2 separate regions of the Homo sapiens genome follow, and region 2 is linked to region 1. A link is an interaction called in ENCODE POLR2A ChIA-PET data of the cell type or tissue named here. Cell type or tissue: A673. All regions are shown on one strand. Each heading gives the region's core, and the rest is flanking DNA. Links, peaks and the distances in the headings are about the cores only. Region 1 holds the start of LOC124905972 (a long non-coding RNA gene). Region 2 has its middle 16 kb from the start of MIR4261.

Region 1 (9,526 bases), core at 654-8,653:
GCTCAGAGAGGCCACAACATGCCCAGCATCACAAAGCTGCACAGAGGAGCCAGGATACAGCACGGGTGTCCCTGACTGCATCCCGCTCTTCCCTGGGCATGGCAGGCGCCAGGCAGGTGGCGGGCGGGGGTGGCCCTCAGGAGACCAAGAAGCTGCAGAGGGGAGGGGGTGCCCCAAACCACATGGTTTTGCCCCTACCGTGGCGTACACATGCAGCCCCGCCCCCACCCCGCACTACCGTCATTGTTGGTGTCCATCTGCCTGAAGATCTTGTCTGTGCGCTTCTCCGGGGTGGACTCATCCTCCGGCATCTTCATCACAGACGACACCATCTTGTAGATGGCCTGCGGATGGGGGCAATGACACTGTGCTCAGAGGCCCGGGGGCTTGGGCGGGTGCAGCAAGGGTGGGCTTCCGCCCAGCCCACAACAAGGCTCGGAGAGGTCAGGGGCTCCCGGTGGCCTTCGGGACCCTTCCCCAGTGGGGAGAATGTTCCCTAGTGAACCTCACGGGTGTCTATGTGAAGTTCAAGAGCAGAGCTGGCAGAAGGGTTCTACTGGGAGGGTGGTGAGGGTGCTGGTATCTCTGCCTGGGGGTGGGTAGTGCCAGGAAGGTGCCTAAGTGTCCCTGTCGGGGGCTGGGAATGCTGAGGGAGAGTGGTGGTCACAGATGTGTGAAATTCCCCACACTGCCTGCTGAGCTGTGTGCATTTTACTCCATGGCTGTTACCCCTCAGTTTAAAAGAGACTGAGTCCCTGAAACTCACAGGGCAAGCCCCATCACCAGCCCCGACAGGACAGGAAGCAGCAGCACTGGGGTCTCCATGGCCTGTTTAGGGCACTGTCAGCCGAGGGCTCAGTCTAGCCACTGGTCTCTCTGCGTGTCTCTGCCTGAGTGGCCCAGCCTGGGGCATGTGACTCTGTGCTGCTGGTGGGTGTACAGAGGAGACGGTGATGGGACTGGTGAGTGGCCACTGAGCAGAGTGACATGCGTGGGGAGTGGTGGCACTGCTGTGGGATTTTCTGAGCACTCCACGTGAAGGTGGCTTGATATTCTCATTCCTGACAACAGACCATTTTCTCATTGTGAGAAAGAGGTAGCAACCAAGTGTCCCATGAGAAACACCACCCAGCCGGCCAGGGAGCCATCGATGGCGTCGGGGGAAGGCTTTCAGGGTTTGGGGACTTGGTTTGGGGGCTGTCCCGTTTGGACAGAAGTGGCTGCTCCTCACTGCTTGGAACAGTTCTACCAGTGCCTTGATGTTCTGACCAAGCCTCTGCACGGCCAGTGACAGGCACACCTATTTGCAAAGGGTAAGGGTTAACACACAGGACAGGACGGGTGATTCCTGGGGAATAGAATTCTTACTTCCGCCACTGCATGAAGCTAAGAGCCAGAAAGTGACGACAGTACCAGAGTTCCCCGAGCCCATGTTAATTTACTCTGACAGTGTGAAAACCATCTACGTGGGAAATGGGTCGCTCATTCCTGAGGCGGGCCACTGCTGCTGCAGAAGTTCACGGATTTGATACCCGCTACTGGAGGCCCACCCCTGAAGTTCCCTACCATGGGACCACCCCTTCTGAAGAGTTCCATTTTTTTCTTATTTTGCTTTTGGTCTTTTTGGAGGCAGGGTCTCACTCTGTCACCCAGGCTGGAATGCAGCAGTGCAATCACAGCTCACTGTCACCTTGAACTCCTGGGCTCAAGCAATCCTCCCATCTCAGCCTCCCAAGTAGCTGGGACTACAGGTGCATGCCACTATGCCCTGCTACTCTTTTAATTTTTTATAGAGATGGAGTCTCACTATATTGCCCAGGCTGGTCTCAAACTCCCGGGCTCACGCGATCCTCCAGCCTCGGCCACCCAAAGTGTTGGGATTACAGGCCTGGCCATGAGTTCTAGAATTGGATGCTCCTGGGCTCAGGGAGGCACTCAGGGGAATGCCAGGGAGGGGCAGCTCTGCTCTCTACTCTCTCTCGCATACCTAGGCACCTGGCCAAGTGAACAAAACTTGGTTTCCTTCTGAAACATGGCCTTTCTGCTAGAGCTGTTGATAGGCATGAAGGTGAAGAGATGCCTCCTAAAGTGACGTCTTTCCCGTGCTGAGCTGATTCTCGTGATCGTTAATGCTTCAGTTTTACTTGATGACTGCGCATTCCTGGGGACATCACAAGCTATCTGTTGAGTTCTCAAATCCAGGGCTTTCCCCAGGTCTTGGCAGGTACCTCTTGCAAGTGCCAAGGAGCCCAGCAATCATACAATTCTTGGCCAGGCACGGTGGCCCATGCCTGTAATCCTAGCACTTTGGGAGGCTGAAGGCAGATCAACTGAGGTGAGGAGTTTAAGACTAGCCTGGCCAACATGGTGAAACCTCGTCTCTACTAAAAATACAAAAATTAGCTGGCTGCGGTGGCACATACCTGTAATCCCAGCTACATGGGAGGCTGAGACAGGAGAATCTCTTGAACCCAGGAGGTGGAGGTTGCAGTGAGCCGAGATCATGCCACTGCACTCCAGCCTGGGCGACAAAGTGAGACTCCATCTCCAAATATATATAAAATATAATTTTTAGAAATTCATCTATTTGAGTCTCAGACTTTGTAAAATGCAGAGAATGACCCACGTTGTTGGGTTATGAAGATGAAAACGGATCAAAGTGCTCCACCCGGCCCTGATGTATAGCAAGTGATCAATAAACATTGGCTTTTACCATTGCCCTTTGCAAGGGTCTGCCCAATCAGGTGACAACTGCTCACTTTCCAAAGTGCACCAGGTAGCAACCTGGCCAAGAAAGACCCAATGTCGAGTGAACATAAAGAACACAGGGAGGCCAGGCACGGTGGCTCACACCTGTCATTCTAGCACTCTGGGAGGCTGAGGCGGGCAGATCGCTTGAGCCTAGGAGTTCAAGACCAGCCTGGATAATGTGGCAAAACCCTCTCTCTACCATCAAAAATACCAAAAAAATTAACAGGGCATGGAGGTGCTCAAGAGGCTGAAGCGGAAAAATCACCTGAGCCCAGGAGGCAGAGGTTGCAGTGAGCTGAGATAGTGCCACTGCACTCCAGTCACTAGAGCAAGATTCCTGTCTTAAAAAAAAAAAAAAAAAAAAAAGCCCTGGGCTGGGGGCTGGGAGCTGGGAGGGGACCTGGGCCCGCGGTGAGACCCGGGGCCTCGGGCGCCGGTACCTGCACGATCTCCAGCATCTCGCTGCGGCTGATGTAGCCGTTGCCGTCCAGGTCGTACATGCTGAAGGCCCACTTGAGCTTCTGCTCCAGCTTGCCCCGCGAGGTCACGCTCAGCGCAATGATGAACTCCCGGAAGTCGATGGTGCCGTCGCCGTTGGTGTCGAAGGTGCGGAAGACGTGCTCGGCGAACTTGGAAGCGTCGCCGTAGGGGAAGAAGTTGGCGTAGATCTTCTTGAACTCGTCCACGGTCAGGTGGCCGGTGGGGCAGTCCTTGAGGAAGCCCTTGTACCACTCCTGCAGCTCGTGGTCGGTGAACTCCGTGTTCTCCCGCAGGTCCTGCAGCACCTCGGGCCGCAGCTTGCTGTTCTGTTTGCCCATGGCGGCTGGCGGCGGCGACTACACCTGCAAGACAGGGGGTCAGCCGGGGACGCCACCCACGGCCACGGAGCAGGGCTGAGCCATGTGCCGGAGAGACCAAATAAGCCCATCGCTGTGCAAGCGCTGCGACTCAGCAACTCCCGGGTCCCCCATCGGAAGGCATGCCGCTATCTTATGGACCACCAAGAAGGCCAAGAGACTCTAATTATATCACGACAGCTCACCCTCACACTGCGGGACACGTTCTCACTTGGAGAATGTGGAAATGCGGGGGGGAAAATGCAACTTAAAATCAGTGGAACAGGGCATCATCCGGTGCCCACCAGGGGTTGTACGAGAGGCGAAGATTAAAATCAGTTCTTACTTTCATCCCCCTCATCAGCTCCTGGCAAAGTGGCCACCTCAGCCACATCCCAGACTCTTTGGGGCAGTTCTTCCCTCTTTCAGGCATCACATTATGTTTTTATCTTTAGAAGAGGCGTCTAGAAACTTTCAGGGAGTCACCCCCACCCACCTTCTTTATTTGTTTATTTGTTTGTTTCTTTTGAGATGGAGTTTTGCTCTTGTCGCCCAGGCTGCAGTGCAGTAGCAGGATCACAGCTCACTGTAACCTCCGCCTCCCAGGTTCAAGCAATTCTCCTGCCTCAGCCTCCTGAGTAGCTGGGATTACAGGCATGCACCACCGCGCCCAGCTAATTTTTTGTATTTTTAGTAGAGACAGGGTTTCACCATGTTGGCCAGGCTGGTCTCGAACTCCAGACCTCAGGTGATCCACCTGCCTCGGCCTCCCAAGGTGCTGGGATTACAGGTGTGAGCCACTGTCCCCGGCCCACCCTCTTTATTTTGCCTTTGATAAACTGCCCCGGGTGGGAGGAGGATCTGGAATTAGCTCTAGGCAGTAAATGATGTTCTGAATGGAACCAGGGAAAAATGAGGCACCTGTGGGAACGAGGAACTGCTCTGCTCAAAACCATCCCCCAGGGCGGTTCTCCACAAGTCCTGAATGCAAGACTGATCAACCGGCATTCACACGGCTGCCACTGCACCACCTCATGTTATTTTCTTACATTAACAGTTAACTGATATACAGGGCGTGATAATTTTTGAAGTACATGGAAGAATGAGAAATAAAAAGATGTCTCCTACCCTAGCCACAGTGGCAACCACTTTGAACTCTGTGTTTGTGAATTCTAAACAGTAGGCACCAGCTCTCCATTATGAAAGGTAAGACAGACCACCCACACTGCCCACCACTTCCTTTCTTCTCTGCCTCTATCCCAGGGTTGTTTTTTTTTTTTTTTTTTTTTTTTTGAGATGGAGTCTCACTGTGTTGCCCTTCCAGGCACTTATGAGGAGTGTGCAGTGGTGTGATCTCGGCTCACTGCAACCTCCACCTCCTGGGTTCAAGCAATCCTCCCAACTCAGCCTCCTGAGTAGCTAGGATTATAGGCATGCACCACCACACCTGGCTATTTATTTATTTATTTATTTATGTATTTTTAGTAGAGACAGGGTTTCACACTATGTTGGCCAGGTTGGTCTCAAACTCCTGACCTCAAGTGATTCGCCTGCCTTGGCCTCTCAAAGTGTTAGGAGTATAGGCATAAGCCACCACGCCCAGCCCATCCCAGGTTTTATAGTACATACATGTTTTTGTTTTTACTTATCCTCTCTATATCAATCAATCAATCTATCTATCTATTTTTTATTTATTTATTTTTTGAGACAGGCTCTCACTCTGTCACCCAGGCTGCAGTGTGTGATCATGACTCACTGAAGCCTTGACCTCCGGTGCTCAAGTGATCCTCCCACCTCAGTCTCCTGAGTAGCTGAGACTATGGGCACACACCACCACACCCAGTTAATTTTTTTTTTTTTTGTAGAAACAGGGCCTCACTATTTTGCCCAGGCCAGTCTCAAGCTCCTAGCTTCAAGCAGTCCTCCCACCTTGACCTCCCAATGTGTTGGGACTACAGCCGTGAGCCAAGATGCCAGGTGTTTTTACTTATCTTTATGACTTTATCTTTCAAAATTCCAAACACACATTCACCTTGACCCAGCCATCCCACTTCCAGAAACATCTAATGATACTCCCACCTGTGCAAATAATCTGTGCAGGTGGCCATTGCCTACGTGGTCTGTAACAGCAAACTACTCAGGTGCCCATCTTACGTACTCATAAGAAATAATCTTCAAGGTGTATTTTTATGTGAAAAGAGAAGCTGCACAACAGCAAGCAGAGCTTGTTACCATTTATGAGAAAAGAAGACAAACATACGTGCTTGTGTGTTTGTGCTCTGGAAGGGCTTATGAGGAAAGAATAACATTGGCCGGGAGGGAGAGAGACGGCTGGGTGGACATGGGCCCTGGGGACTTTTTTTTTTGTTTTTTTTTGAGAGGGAGTTTCGCTCTTGTCACCCAGGTTGGAGTGCAATGGAGCGATCTCAGCTCACTGCAACCTCCGCCTCCTGGGTTCAAGCGATTCTTGTGCCTCAGCCTCCCAAGTAGCTGGAATTACAGGTATGCACCACCATGCCCAGCTAATTTTTGTATTTTTAGTAGAGATGGGGTTTCACCATGTTGGCCAACCTGGTCTCGAACTCCTGACTTCAGGTGATCCACCTGCCTCAGCCTCCCAATGTGCTGGGATTACAGGTGTGAGCCACTGTGCCCAGCCCCTGGGGACTTTTTATTAAGAGAGAGGATTCTTCTCTCCTCCTGGCCAGTTAAGCCCAGCTCTGGATATGCAGCCACAGGAGGCCAGCCTCTCCAACTGCAGTTTGCCCCAGACGAGGACAAGCATGGCCCCTGTTTCATGGAGGAGTTGAGGAATCACATCAGACTCAGAACAATGTGCAGATAGGGGACCCCTGCACCCCCTGCCTCCATCATCCAGAAATATGACCCACCCTGGGGCTTGGGGATGACGCCTGCCAGCATGCTCTAAAGGGCTCAAAAAAGTCCTGGTTCTAACATGCAGCTAGTTCACTTTAGAAACTCAATTAATTCACAAGAGGAAATGGCCATAGAGATTTCTACATGGAAAAAAAAAAAAAGGGAATGTAAAATCAGAAGATCACTACTACCAAAATACCTGACAGAAGAGAAAAAACAACAAAGATGCTACTGAGGTTTTTGGTTTGTTTGTAGAGATAGGGATCTTGCTATGTTGCCCAGGTTGCTCGAACTCCTGGCCCCAAAGTGATCCTCCCACTTTGGCCTCCCAGAGTGCCTGACAAGACTGCTATCCTGTTGGAAGAGCTCTGGACCTGGCTTGGAGATGTGGGCTCCCTCTGGATTCTGCTGTCACTGACAGCTCTCGGGTCTCACCCAGGTGAGCTCTGGACTCCTTCCTGTGTTGCCTTGGCGGATCCCAGACAGCTCTGTGCCCAGAAAGCCCCCCTCCGGCTGTCAGGGCTGTGTCCCCCAGAACTGCACAGTGCCCAGGGCATCGCTCACTGGGGCAGTTCCACTTCCTAGGCCCAGATGCATGGGTTGAATCATGGCCCGCCTAAAAGATGTTGAAGTCCTAACTCCCAGTATCTGTGAATGTGAATTAGGGTCTTTGCAAGGACCTATTTGCAAAGGTAGCCTGAGGACCTGAGGTTACCTTGACTGCCGCTAAGCCCTGAGGTGGTGGGAACCCTCCTGACCACTGAGTTTGAGGGCCTGGGCCATTGTGAAGGACCAGCCTTGCGTGGCACCTGAGGGAGAACCCACAGATGGACGGCAGAAGGACAGGTAGAGGATGGATGCCCAGCCTGAGGCCCTGCAGCACCCGTGGTGGCTCCTCCTGTGCTTTCTGCCCTGGCCCTCGGGTTGCTGTGTGGGGCCACTGAGTCAGCAAAGACGTACACACGCAGAGCCCATGGAGCTCGCTAGGTGTTCACATGTCACTTCCACAAACAAGTCCTGGGTGGCACCAAGCCAGGCTCCGGGGCACAGGGGAAAGGCATTGAGTGTGGGCTCAGAGCCAGTTCCACCCACCCCTGCTCGGGGGACCTTGGGGAGGTGGTCAACTTCCTGGAGCTCTGGACTCCCCCCGAATAACAGGGATGGCAGGGTGGTCGTGATGATCAAGAGGAGGCCTGGGGCACCCGACCAAACCGCATGTGGCTCCTTCACCATGCGGAAGCTTTTCCAGAACTTCCTGTGTGTCAGAGGGAGTGTGGGCAGTGAACAAAACCCATACGGTCCTTGCCTCGGGGGCCGACACCACACGGGGAGCACGGGGGTGAGAAGGAGAGGGGAGATGGCTCATAGGCGGGGCATGGATCTGTGGATGGCTGCCCCAGAGAACCCCCAAACTGATAGAACATGGCAAGTGTCCTAGGAGCGCTTATGAGGATGAGGAATAACTGGTTTTATGGGAAGGGAGGGATGGGGGTGCGGGGCACCTGGGAGGTTGAGCTAAGCTGTGGAGTAGGGAATGACCTCCCAGCCCCTCCAGCTCCCGCAGTCAGGCCAGTGAGTGGCAAAACAAGCAGCTGCAGCAGGTTGCCTGAGGCTCCCAGGCAGCGTGAGGCACACCCAGCCCAGGGCCGGCCCTCCATGCGGCCTGGGGCAGAAGTCCCACCTCTCCAAGTCTGCAGAACCAGGCAGGGGTTGACCCACCGGGCTGTCCCACTCTGCGCTATGTCCCTCAGAGCACTGAGACTCAAGCTGGGGCACCCCCAAACCCTGCACATCTCCACTTGGTCATTCCTAGGCTTCAAAAGGGCCCATTTTCCCATCCCTTCGTCAGCTCAGCTGCTCTCAAGGCTTTCTATTGTCCACACTCCTCTCAAACTGTGGCGTTCTTGCAGCCAGCATCTGGAGGGGAAAGCAGGGTTTGTCTTAGGTGTCTCTAGTTCAGCCTCCCGTCTGCCGCTGTAACAGCAGCAGCGCACGTGCAGAATGGACCAGTACGTGAGAAGGCTGTGTTCTGCACCTGCTTGTCCTCATTCCTCACTCCTTTCAGCTGAAAGGTGATGACGTTCCTCCTGGCAGCATGTCCGTGTGTGGTTTAAGGGGATGGCATCGTACTCCTCTCTGGCACGTGGCCAGAGAGAACCAGCTGTGAGCAGAATGAGACAGCTGCTGCTATGGCCTCAACTGTGCTTCCCCCAAATTCCCATGTTAAAGTCCTAACCCCAGGTCCCTCAGAATGGGACTGTACTTGGAAACACAGTCTTTAAAGAGGTCATTAGGTTAAAATGAGGTCACCAGGGTGGGCCCTAATCCAATATGACTGGTGTCCTTATAAGAAGAGGAGATGAGGACACAGACACACAGGGGAAACCGTGTGAAGGCACAGCAAAATGACAGCCATCTGCAATTCTAGGAGAGGGGCCTCTGGAGGAAACAACCCTGCCAACACCCAACCCTGCCAACACCCAACCCTGCCAACACCTTGGACTTCTGGCCTCCAGACCGTGAGAAAACAGAGTTCTGTAGTTTAAGTGCCCAGTCTGCAGTCCCGTGTTACAGTAGCACAGCAGCCACCCTTGGGGAACTGACCTACAGCTGACAAACATGTGTTATCGGTGTCTCTGGGGCAGGAGTGATGCCAGGTACGTTACACCTGCTCTCAGCAGGGACAGCCAGAAGCAGCAACCATGGCCTGTGGGGCCCATTTTGTCAGATACTTTACCTATTAGTCACGCTTCACCACAAGTAAACCAACCCTGGGAGAGCCCCGGAACCTCTGAGAGGCAAAGCCAGGGCTTGGACCCAGGCGGTCTGGCCTCCTCCCCAGGCCTTGCATGGGCAGCAGAGGGGAGGCTGGCCCAGGCAAGGGCGACATGGTGATGGACACATTGTTGGCTAGTGGCAGGCCCTTTCTGCCTGATTTGCACCCCTGCATTTTTCATTATCAAAATGAGCCACCTTCTGTGAAGTTCTAGGCCCTGGGAGTTGAGGATCACTGCCTTAAGAATCCACTCACCTCAGTGAAAACCAAATCACCTCTCAGAACG
Region 2 (9,526 bases), core at 656-8,655, 210 kb after region 1:
GCTCCCTGCAACCTCCACGTTTCAGGTTCAAGCAATCCTCCCACCTCAGCCTCTCGAATAAGCTGGGACTACAGGCACCTGCCACCACACCTGGCTAATTTTTTTATTTTTTGTAGAGACAAGGCCCCACTATGTTGCCCAGGCTGGTCTCAAACTCCTGGGCTCAAGCAATCCACCCACCTCAGCCTCCCAAAGTGCTGGGATTACAGACGTGAGCCACTGCGCCCGGCCAACACAACCTTATGTCTTTTCTTTTCCTTTCTTATCTTTTCCCTCCCCTCCCCTCCCTCCCTTTCCCTCCCCTCCCTCCCTTCTTTCCTTCCTTCCTTCCCTCTCTTTCCTTCCTTTCTTTTCTTTTCTTTCTTTCTTTTTTCCTTTTATTTTCTTTTCCTTCCTTCCTTCCCTCCTTCCTTCCTTCTTTTCTTTCTTTTCTTTCTTTCTTCTCTTTCTTTCTTTTCTGACAGGTTCTTACTCTGTCACCCAGGCTGGAGCGCAGTGACACAATCTTTGCTCACTGCAACCTCCACCTCCCGGGCTCAAGCAATCCTCCCACCTCAGCCTCCCTCCCTGGGACTACAGGCATGTGCCACTACGCCTAGCTAATTTTTGTATTTTTGTAGACACAGGGTTTCCTCACGTTGCCCAGACTGATCTCAAACTCTTGGACTCAAGTGATCCACCTGCCTCGGCCTTCCAAAGTGCTGGGATTACAGTTGTGAGCCACCATGCCTGGCCAGCACAGCCTTATTTCTAATATGACCAACTAATGGTGCCTGTTTTTGAACTCGAATCGCCATCCACACTGTTGCATGAAGGTGTGGTTCATTTGTTCTCATTGTGGAGTATTCCATTACATGAATATACCACAATTGACTTACCCATTCTCCTCTTGGTAACATCCGGAGTACTCCCAGTTCTGGCTGTTATGAATAGGCTGCTAGGAACATTCTTGTACATGTCTTTTGGTAACTTATGTTTGCATTTTAATTGATTATATGCTGCCTAGAAGTCACACCATGGAGGATACTTGTATCCAGCTTAACTTATACTGCCAAAAACTCCCACTGATGCAGGCCAGGCGAGCCCCAAAATTGGGGCTTACCCCAGGAGGGTTTGTGGCTTCACCCAAGAAAGAAGGTAAGGGCGAGCCAATGGAGTTAGCAGTTTTTATTGAAGCAGCCGTAAACAGCAGCAGCAGCAGCAGAAGGGCTGCTCCCTGTGGGGCAGGGCTACCCCATAGGCAGTGTGCCCGGAGCAGCAGCTCAGAGGTAGTGTGTAGTCAGATTTATTGCCACTTTTAATTACATGCAAATTAAGAGGTGGATTATTCAGAAATTTCTAGGAAAAGGATGGTAGCTTCTGGGTCATCAGGTCATTGCCATGGAAAGGGGCATTAACTTCTGGGTGTCGCCATGGCAATGGTAAACTGACGTGGCACACTGGTGGGTGTGTCTTATGGAAAGCTGCTTCCAGCCATCCCTGTTCTAGCTAGTCCTCAATTTGGTGTGTGTCATGTGAGCCCCTCCTCTGGAGTGGAGGCCTGCCTCCTACTTCCCACCTGCAGCATATGAGAGTTGCAGTTGTTTCAAATCCTTCCTGACATGGGTATTCCCATCTTTTTAACTTTAGCCATTCCTAGGGGTAAGGAGTGTTGTCTCCCTTTGGCTTTAATTTGTATTTCCCCAATGATTAATAAAGTTGAATATTCTCTTATGTGTATATCTTTTTTTTTTTTTTTGATATGGAGTCTCACTCTGTCCCGCAGGCTGGAGTGCAGTGGCACGATCTCAGCTCACTGCAAAGTCTGCCTCCCGGGTTCAAGAAATTCTCCCACCTCCGCTTCCCATGTAGCTGGGATTACAAGTGCACACCACCAAGCCCAGCAAATTTTTGTATTTTTAGTAGAGATGGCACTTCGACATGTTGGCCAGGCTGATCTTGGACTCCTGATCCCAGGTGATCCACCGGCCTCAGCCTCCCAAAGTGCTGGGATTACAGGCATGAGCCACTGCACCTGGCCTGGATATCTCTTCTGTAAAGTGTCTGTTGAGGTCGTTTGCCCGTCCTCCTCTCGGCTTGCCTGTCTTCTTGCTGACTTGAAGGAGTTCTTCATATTCTAATTTCCCATCTCAGGTCAGATTTCTCCTCCCACTCTGCACTCTGGCTTCTCACGCTCTTCGTGGGGTCTTTTGTTAAACAGATGTTCTTAATTTTAATGCAGTCCAATTTATCATTGTTTATTTTGTAGTTAGTGCTTTTTGTGTCCTCTCTAGGAAATATTTGACCACCTCATGCAGATATTTTCCTGTTTCTTTCTAGAAACTGTACTGTTTTGCTTTGCCAATCTGTATCTACAGTCAATCTGGAATTGGCTTTTATGTACGGCATGAAGTAGAGATCAAAATTCACTTTCCATATGAATATCTGCTCAGTCAGCTTGGGCTACTGTAACAAAATATTGAGTGCCTTAAACAACAGAAATTTATTTCTCACAGCTCTGGGGGCTGGAAATCTCACAGCAAGGTGCCGGCAGGTTTGGTGTCTGGTGAGGCCTCTCTTCTTGGCTTGTAGATGGCTGCCCTCTGTGTCCTCACATGGGAGAACCATAAGGGCACCAACCCCAGCATGGGTCTCCACCCTCACGGCCTAACCACCTCCCAAAGGCTCCACCTCCTGACACCATCACATTGGGAGTTAGGGGTTCAACATATGAACCCAGGGGACACAGGCATTCAGTCCACAGTGCTCCACCCTGTGGGCTCACATCACCCCAGTTTCCCACCCTCCCTGGCCTGCAGGCTTTGCGGGTTCCATTTCCCCCACTCCGGCATGAGAGGCAGTGGGTGTGATTGAAAGCAGCAGATCTGCTGTCTATGGGGCCCTGGGGGGTCTGAGAATGGTGGGTCCACCTGCTCCGCAGGCCTGTGTGGAGTCCAGTGAAAGGATATGCTGAAGCTTGGAGCCCAGCGCCCTCTGTGCATTCTTGGTGAGTTCCCACCCAGATAACTTCATTCTGAAACAGGGTCGCTCCAGGGGTGTCCCTGTCTGGAAGGGACTCTGGGTGTCTTGCTGTGAGCACCACGGTGGCTCTCCCTTCACAATGAGGGCTGGGCTTCTCCAGACTCTGCAGTGAGAGAACTGGTTGAGATCCTGGAAGACTGATTGGACAGGAAAGAAAGATTTGGTAACTGAACCAAGATCATCCAACCCATGCCCCCAAATTCACCAAACACATACTGGGCACTAGGGAGCCGGAACATGGCCAAGGGCTGGTTCCTGCCCACAAGGAGGTGGGAGTCCATGAGGGAGAAAGGTCCACAGAGAGATGATTTCGGCACAGGGAGGAGGGCTGGGGCCAAGGCAAGCCAGGCACCATGGGTCACAAGGAGGGGCCCTTGTTCACCCGAGGGAGGGCATTGGCTTGGGGAGAGAGTTACAGGAAGTCTGGAGAAGGACTCCAGGCTGCTGGGCAGCAGGAGCAGGGATGGGGACAGCACAGAGGCTGGGGCAGATTTATCCCACCTGCCCAGCAGAGCCGAGTGGCACAGATTTCAGCTGTGCCCCTGGATAAAAGGGGTGATGGCAGCCAACAACACCAGCTATGGGGACTCTTTGCCACCTTCGCCATTCTGGGAGTAAGCTCTCAGCTACGCTGTGAGCAGTCAAAGCACCGATTCACTGAGCCCAGATTGTATCCGTCTCTGGCTATGCAGGGAGGATCTATTAAGCCCCTTAGGTCTCCACGGACGGGTGGGGCACCACTTCCCACTGAGTGGCATCTAATGGATAATGGGCATTCCCCCAGTAGGAAGATTTGGAAGCCGATCCCAACACACACACACACACACACACGCATGCACGCACACACACGCGCGCGCACACACACACACACATGCAAGCACGTCAGCTGCAGTCCCAGGGAGGCAAAGACAGTTATCAAAAGGAGAGGGTTTTCCAGACAAATATTCCAGAAGCATATTCCCACAAGAAAAGAAGAGACTGGGCAGACAAAACAATAGTGTCTACTCCACAGGAAGCAACATGGAGGTGCTGAGGTGTGTGGGGCAGGGGAGCAGCACCCCCGGCTTTGTACTATAGAAACTACTTTCCAGGCTGGGTGCGGTGGCTCACAGGGGTAATCCCAGCACTTTGGGAGGCCAAGATCAGTGGATCACTTGAGGTCAGGAGTTCAAGACCAGCCTGGCCAACATGGTGAAACCCCACCCCTACTAAAAATACAAAAATTAGCCATGCGTGGTGGTGCATGTCTATAATCCCAGCTACTCAGGGGAATGAGGCAAAAGAATTGCTTGAACCCAGGAGGCAGAGGTTGCAGTGAGCCAAGATTGCACCATTGCACTCCAGGCCCTGGTCGATGGAATAAGACTTCATCTCAAAAAAAAAAAAAAAAGAAAGAAAGAAAGAAAGAAAGAAAGAAACCACTTTCTGCAGCAGGGACTGACTGGGGAGGCCAGTTTGGCCACCAGGAGACAGGACAGGTCTGAACAGGCAGGATCCAGCACGTGGGAGGGAGGCCTTGAGCTGGAGAGGTGGGAGGGAGTTAGCAGGCACAGGGACGGGGCATCTGTTGGATGGGTGAGGGGCTGCGGAGGGCATCCAGGGTGATACGTGAGTGTCTGGCTTGGCACTGGGTGGATTGTGGTACCAGAACCTGAGATAGGCTCACATCAGGAGGGGCCATGGCTGGAGATGAGTTGGGTTTGTCCAGCTGGCAGTTGGATCTATAGCTCTGCAGCTTGGGAGAGAAAGATGCCAAATAAGCCCATGAAATCCTTATTAAAAATATTTTTGTTCACTGAAATTCAATATGAAAACAGCTCATGAAACAAAGAGTGAATCAATAACCCTTTACTCATCTTAAATTAACAAAGATGAGTGGCGTGCAATTACTTTCCATTACAGAATCCTTCTGCCCAAGAGATTCGGTGAGATCCTTGTCAAGAGTTAGGCTTTTAACATGTGTATAGGAAGCATATTCTTTTGTGTCTGCTCATCGATCCAAATGTTTGATGCCTTAATGATTTTATGACTCAGAATTGTTTATTCCTGCCTCCTGGGTCTCACTGCAGTCCCAGCAACACAGAGCAATGTACATTTTCAAAATGGGAAAGGCTCTTGTTGATCTGTATTTAATCTGCTTGGCAGAGCTGAGTGGCTTCCTTCCCAGCCCCTTCCCCTTAGGACTGGGTGGTCTCAGCTCTGCTCTGGATAACCTGGGGCCAGTCACCTGCCATCTACCCACTTGCTGTCCCTTCGGCTTCCTTCTTCTCCCCAAGCATCACTGCAAAAAGCCCCTGCTCTGCCTCTATTGTTTTTCTCTCTTTTCTCTTCCCAATTCCCAATTCCTTCTTTCTCCAATTATTTCTTATGGCTCTTACTTACTATTCATTTATACAAGAACAAAAATTCACATGGATGTGAAAAAGAAGTGAATCTGCTTATTCTAGAATTTCAAATAAGGGAAATTCTAGGGTGGCAGGCACCACTCACCCACTCATAAATTCAACAACTGGTGAATGTTTACTGCATGTCCATGGTAGTCCTGGAGATATCTCGGTGGCCAAAGGAGAGGAAGGCTTTTACCTATAGGAACTTAAAATCCAAAGGAGGATCCAGACTATAACTAACTACATGAATAAATGTGAAATTGCTCATGTGATCAATGTCACAGATGAGGGGACCATGGCACGAGGGGAACATTTAATGGGGGAGAGCTGATATAGTCAGGGAGGTCAAGGCAGGCTTCCTGGAGGAAGTGCCAAATGCACTAAACGATGAGTGTCATGAATTAGACAAAGAAAGAAGGGAAGGACCCACTCTATAGTGAAAACAGCACAGACAAGAGCCTATGTGGGCAAAATGATGGCACCCATGAGGGGCCAAAAGAGTCCAGAGAGGCTGGGGCGGGAGGTGAGTCTGAGAGGTGGGTGGGGACTGAATCATGAAGACCTCTCTAACCTCTTAAACGTTTTTGTCTTGTTTTTATCCCCAGGGTAGTAGGATACCATTTCATGTTTTAAACAGGGGGGAGACTATCAGATTGCCATTCAAAGAGAGAGCCTCGGGTTCGGTGTGGAGAGCGGGCTGAGCAGATCAGAGGGGTTCAGGGGCTGGAAGGCCAATTGCAGGTGGTGAGCAAAATGCAGTGGCAGCTGGGTGGCCATGGAGATGGAGAGAAAAGGGCAGAGATGAAAGAGATTAGGAGGCAAAGATGACAGGACTGGAGGTGACTGGATATGGGGGAGGTGAGGGAGAAGGGGTATCAAGATGATGTCTATGTTTCTGGCCCAAGTGACTGTGGTCATCATCCACAGAGGCCAAAGTCCCAGGAGGCGCTGGGCTGGGAGAGCAGATTGTGAGTCCTTTCTGGACATACTGAGTTTGAGTCGCCTCTGAGACAGCCATTCCCTCTGCACACAGACCTTCCGTCCGAAACCTCTTTCCTTCTTCCTGAAGTGCATTGGTGTGGAGGCCCTTTAGTGAGAGTCTCTTTGCAATAGCTGCTCTCAGCTTTTGTGTATCCGAAAATGGCTTTATTTTGCCCTCATCCTTCAAGAATCTTTTGGATTCTAGATTGTAGTCAATTTCCTTTGTGTATCCAGCTCTGTGTCTTCCATTATTGCTGTTGTGAAGTCAACTGTCAATCTGTTGTTGGTGTTCTGAGGGTAATCTCTCTTGTACTTGCTGCTTTTAAAATCTTCTTGTGGTCTTTGGTGTTCTGCAGTTTCACTCTGATGGATCTAAATATGGATTTCTGTTCATTTATTCTCTCTGAGAATTGTTATGGTTCCTGATCTGAGGATTGGGGCCTGCCTTTGACTATCACATGTCCCCTTCACTGTCTTATCTTCTTCTGGAACTCCGGTTAAGCATGTGTCAGAATTCCTCCTTCCACTGCCACCTTTTTTTGCCTCTCTTTTGTGTTTTTCATGTGTTTGTCTCTGAACTGCATTCTACCTCTTGTTCATACTTCTCTTATTGCTGAGTAGTATCCAAGCTATACATTCCATGGGTACTCTTTCACATAATAGATGTTTAGGTGGCTTATATTTTTAGTTATGGTGAATACAACTATTATGAAAAATCTTATTCAAGTCTTTTTATGCAGATAGATACCTTTTCATTTCTTGTGCATAAATACCCAGAACTGAAATTTCTGGGTCATAGGTTAGACATGTGTTTAACTTTTTTTTTTTTTTTTTGAGACGGAGTCTTGCTCTGTTGCCCAGGCTGGAGTACAGTGGTGCGATCTCAGCTCACTGCAAGCTCCGCCTCCCAGATTCACGCCATTCTCCTGCCTCAGCCTCCTGAGTAGCTGGAACTACAGGTGCCCACCACCATGCCTGGCTAATTTTTTGTATTTTTAGTACAGACAGGGTTTCACCATGTTAGCCAGGATGGTCTCGATCTCCTGACCTCATGATCCTCCCGCTTCGGCCTCCCAGACACCCTCTTGGCCAGGCGCAGTGGCTCATGCCTGTAATCCCAGAACTTTGGGAAGCCAAGGCGGGAGGATCATATGAGGTCAGGAGTTCGAGACCAGCCTGGTCAACGTGGTGAAAACCTCGTCTCCACTAAAAATACAAAAATTATCCAGGGGTGGTGGCAGGTGCCTGTAGTCCCAGCTACTCCAGAGGCTGAGGCAGGAGAATCACTTGAAACCAGGAGGCAGAGGTTGCAGTGAGCGGAGATTGCACCATTGCACTCCAGCCTGGGTGACACAGCAAGACTCCATCTCAAAAAAATAAATAAATAAAATAAAATAAAAATAAAAAGGACCCTCTCAAACTGTGTGTTTGTTTTCCATCCAGCATCTCTGCCATAAATCTTTTTCAGACATCCAAACTGCATATTCCTTGAAACGGAAGGTATCTCTCTCCCTTTCCATGTCTCTCCTCCTGCCTCATTCCCTGAGAAACTAGAACCAGAAAAGTAAAAGAACAGAGCCTTCCCCCACCTCCGAGTGTCCACGAGCAGCAGAGGGAATGGAGAAGAGAATCATTCATCCTGTATGAGGTGGAAGTCTTCATAAGCCCCAATAAGCTGGACTTGAGTCTGAAAGTGAAGAGAAAACTCGGTTCTGCCCCAAAATGTGTTCTGACCTGGGGAGGATGCTGAGTGGGACATACCGAGGGCACTGGCCGCAGATATCACAGGCCCCATTCAAGCTGACTCCCCAGGAGACTGTTCGCTGATCGTCAATACCGAGCCCCACTCACCGCTCAGGCCTCAGCCCCTGCTCCACGCCCCCTCCTCATTTCTCTAAGTCTCCGACCCCTGGCCTCCAGCTGAACTAGCCAGGACAATAGACAAGATTCAGGGTGAAGCAGACAGATTCTGAAGAGACGGTAAGGACAAAGAAGGCTTAGGGAGCTGGGCACTGAAAACAAAAGTTTGCTGGATTCGAAGCAGACCACGTGGGGTTGCTTGTAACCACTGCGTCTGACTTTGCTCACACTATGCCTCGGCTGTGTTAGAGCCGTGCTCCTGGGGACCACCAGGGACCATGCCTATGCTTCCTGTAGGACCCCATAGGACCCACCCAAGGTCTGCACCTGGCTGGTCTTGGCGACGCCTGTTAGTGGCACATGACGACATCTCTGACCACATCAGGACGGGCCGTGGCCTCGGCGTTCAGTGCCACCCATCTTGGAAGAGGAAAAGGGACCCTGAGGCTTGGCTCCCAGCCACAGACTAAGTATCTGCATAGGGCAATTGAGAACAGATGCGGCAATGAGTAATTAAACAAATTAGTCAGCGCAGACGTGTTCACAAAAGCCAGGCAGAATCAATGGGGCGCCGATGCATTAGCGTCCTGTCCCTAATGGCCTCGGATGCTCCCAGCTAGCTGCTCCTCTGAGAGCAAACCGCACCTCCCTGCACCCAGGGCTGGGCACAGCGCTGAGCAGGGCTGGCGGGGTCACAGCCAGTGACCACAGAAGCCAGGTAGGCTGCTCCGGTGGGCTCCATCAGAGACTTGGCTGCTTCTCTGCCAGTGGACAGAGTGGCAGCTGCCCACCAACCGTTCCTCCCTCTCCTCCCCATTTTCTCACACATTCCTCTCCCTGGAGTCTCCTTCCCTGCTCTCTTCACCTAGCTGATGCCTAGGTATCCTTTAACACTCGCCCAGCATCACCTCCTCCAAGAAGGCTCCTCTGATCCCACAGGCTGGATGGGGCCTTTTTCTGGGCTCCCATGCCCATCACGGGTCAGTCTGCCCTGGAGGTTGGGCTCTGCTGTTGGACGAAGCCAGGCCCCAGGTGAAAGAAGTCTATCTTCTGCTTGTCTCAAGCACAGGGGCTCTGTCCCAATGATGGTAGTTGGGATGCAAGCAACAGAAACCCACTCTTGGCTAATTTTAGGGGAAGAGAGGAGTGTGCTAGAAGGCTAAAGTATGCTCAGAAAATCACAAGGACTGCTGAATGGCCTCACCTAGAACAGGGACCAAGCAGCTCTGGGGATCCAGCTAGCAGGAAGCACCAGCAGTCTCTGGGGGTGCACTTGG

Evidence for each region. ChIA-PET counts read pairs that join two places held together with the same protein. Peaks named below come from ENCODE experiments on the same cell type or tissue, not always from the same donor. Only the 100,000 strongest peaks of a DNase experiment are listed, where the experiment ranks them.
Region 2: POLR2A ChIA-PET joins it to region 1 with 13 read pairs; 2 of 35 experiments call an interaction of 5 or more read pairs at or near these places.

What each region holds. Positions count from the first base shown.
Region 1 is chr2:10,413,801-10,423,326 of GRCh38, reverse strand. HPCAL1 (hippocalcin like 1) reads right to left here. Exons shown (of 5, transcript NM_002149.4): 3 at 3,192-3,593; 4 at 239-344. The coding sequence starts at 3,569. It overlaps LOC124905972 (a long non-coding RNA gene), which reads left to right and starts at 4,862. Exons shown (of 3, transcript XR_007086211.1): 1 at 4,862-9,526. RefSeq lists enhancers at 2,893-3,480, 3,481-4,068. In A673, for the core only: no CTCF peak of the experiment used is centred there; no DNase peak of the experiment used is centred there.
Region 2 is chr2:10,203,943-10,213,468 of GRCh38, reverse strand. It overlaps a transcript of RRM2 not described here. Among named protein-coding and RNA genes, the nearest start is that of MIR4261, 16 kb to the right of the region's middle. In A673, for the core only: no CTCF peak of the experiment used is centred there; no DNase peak of the experiment used is centred there.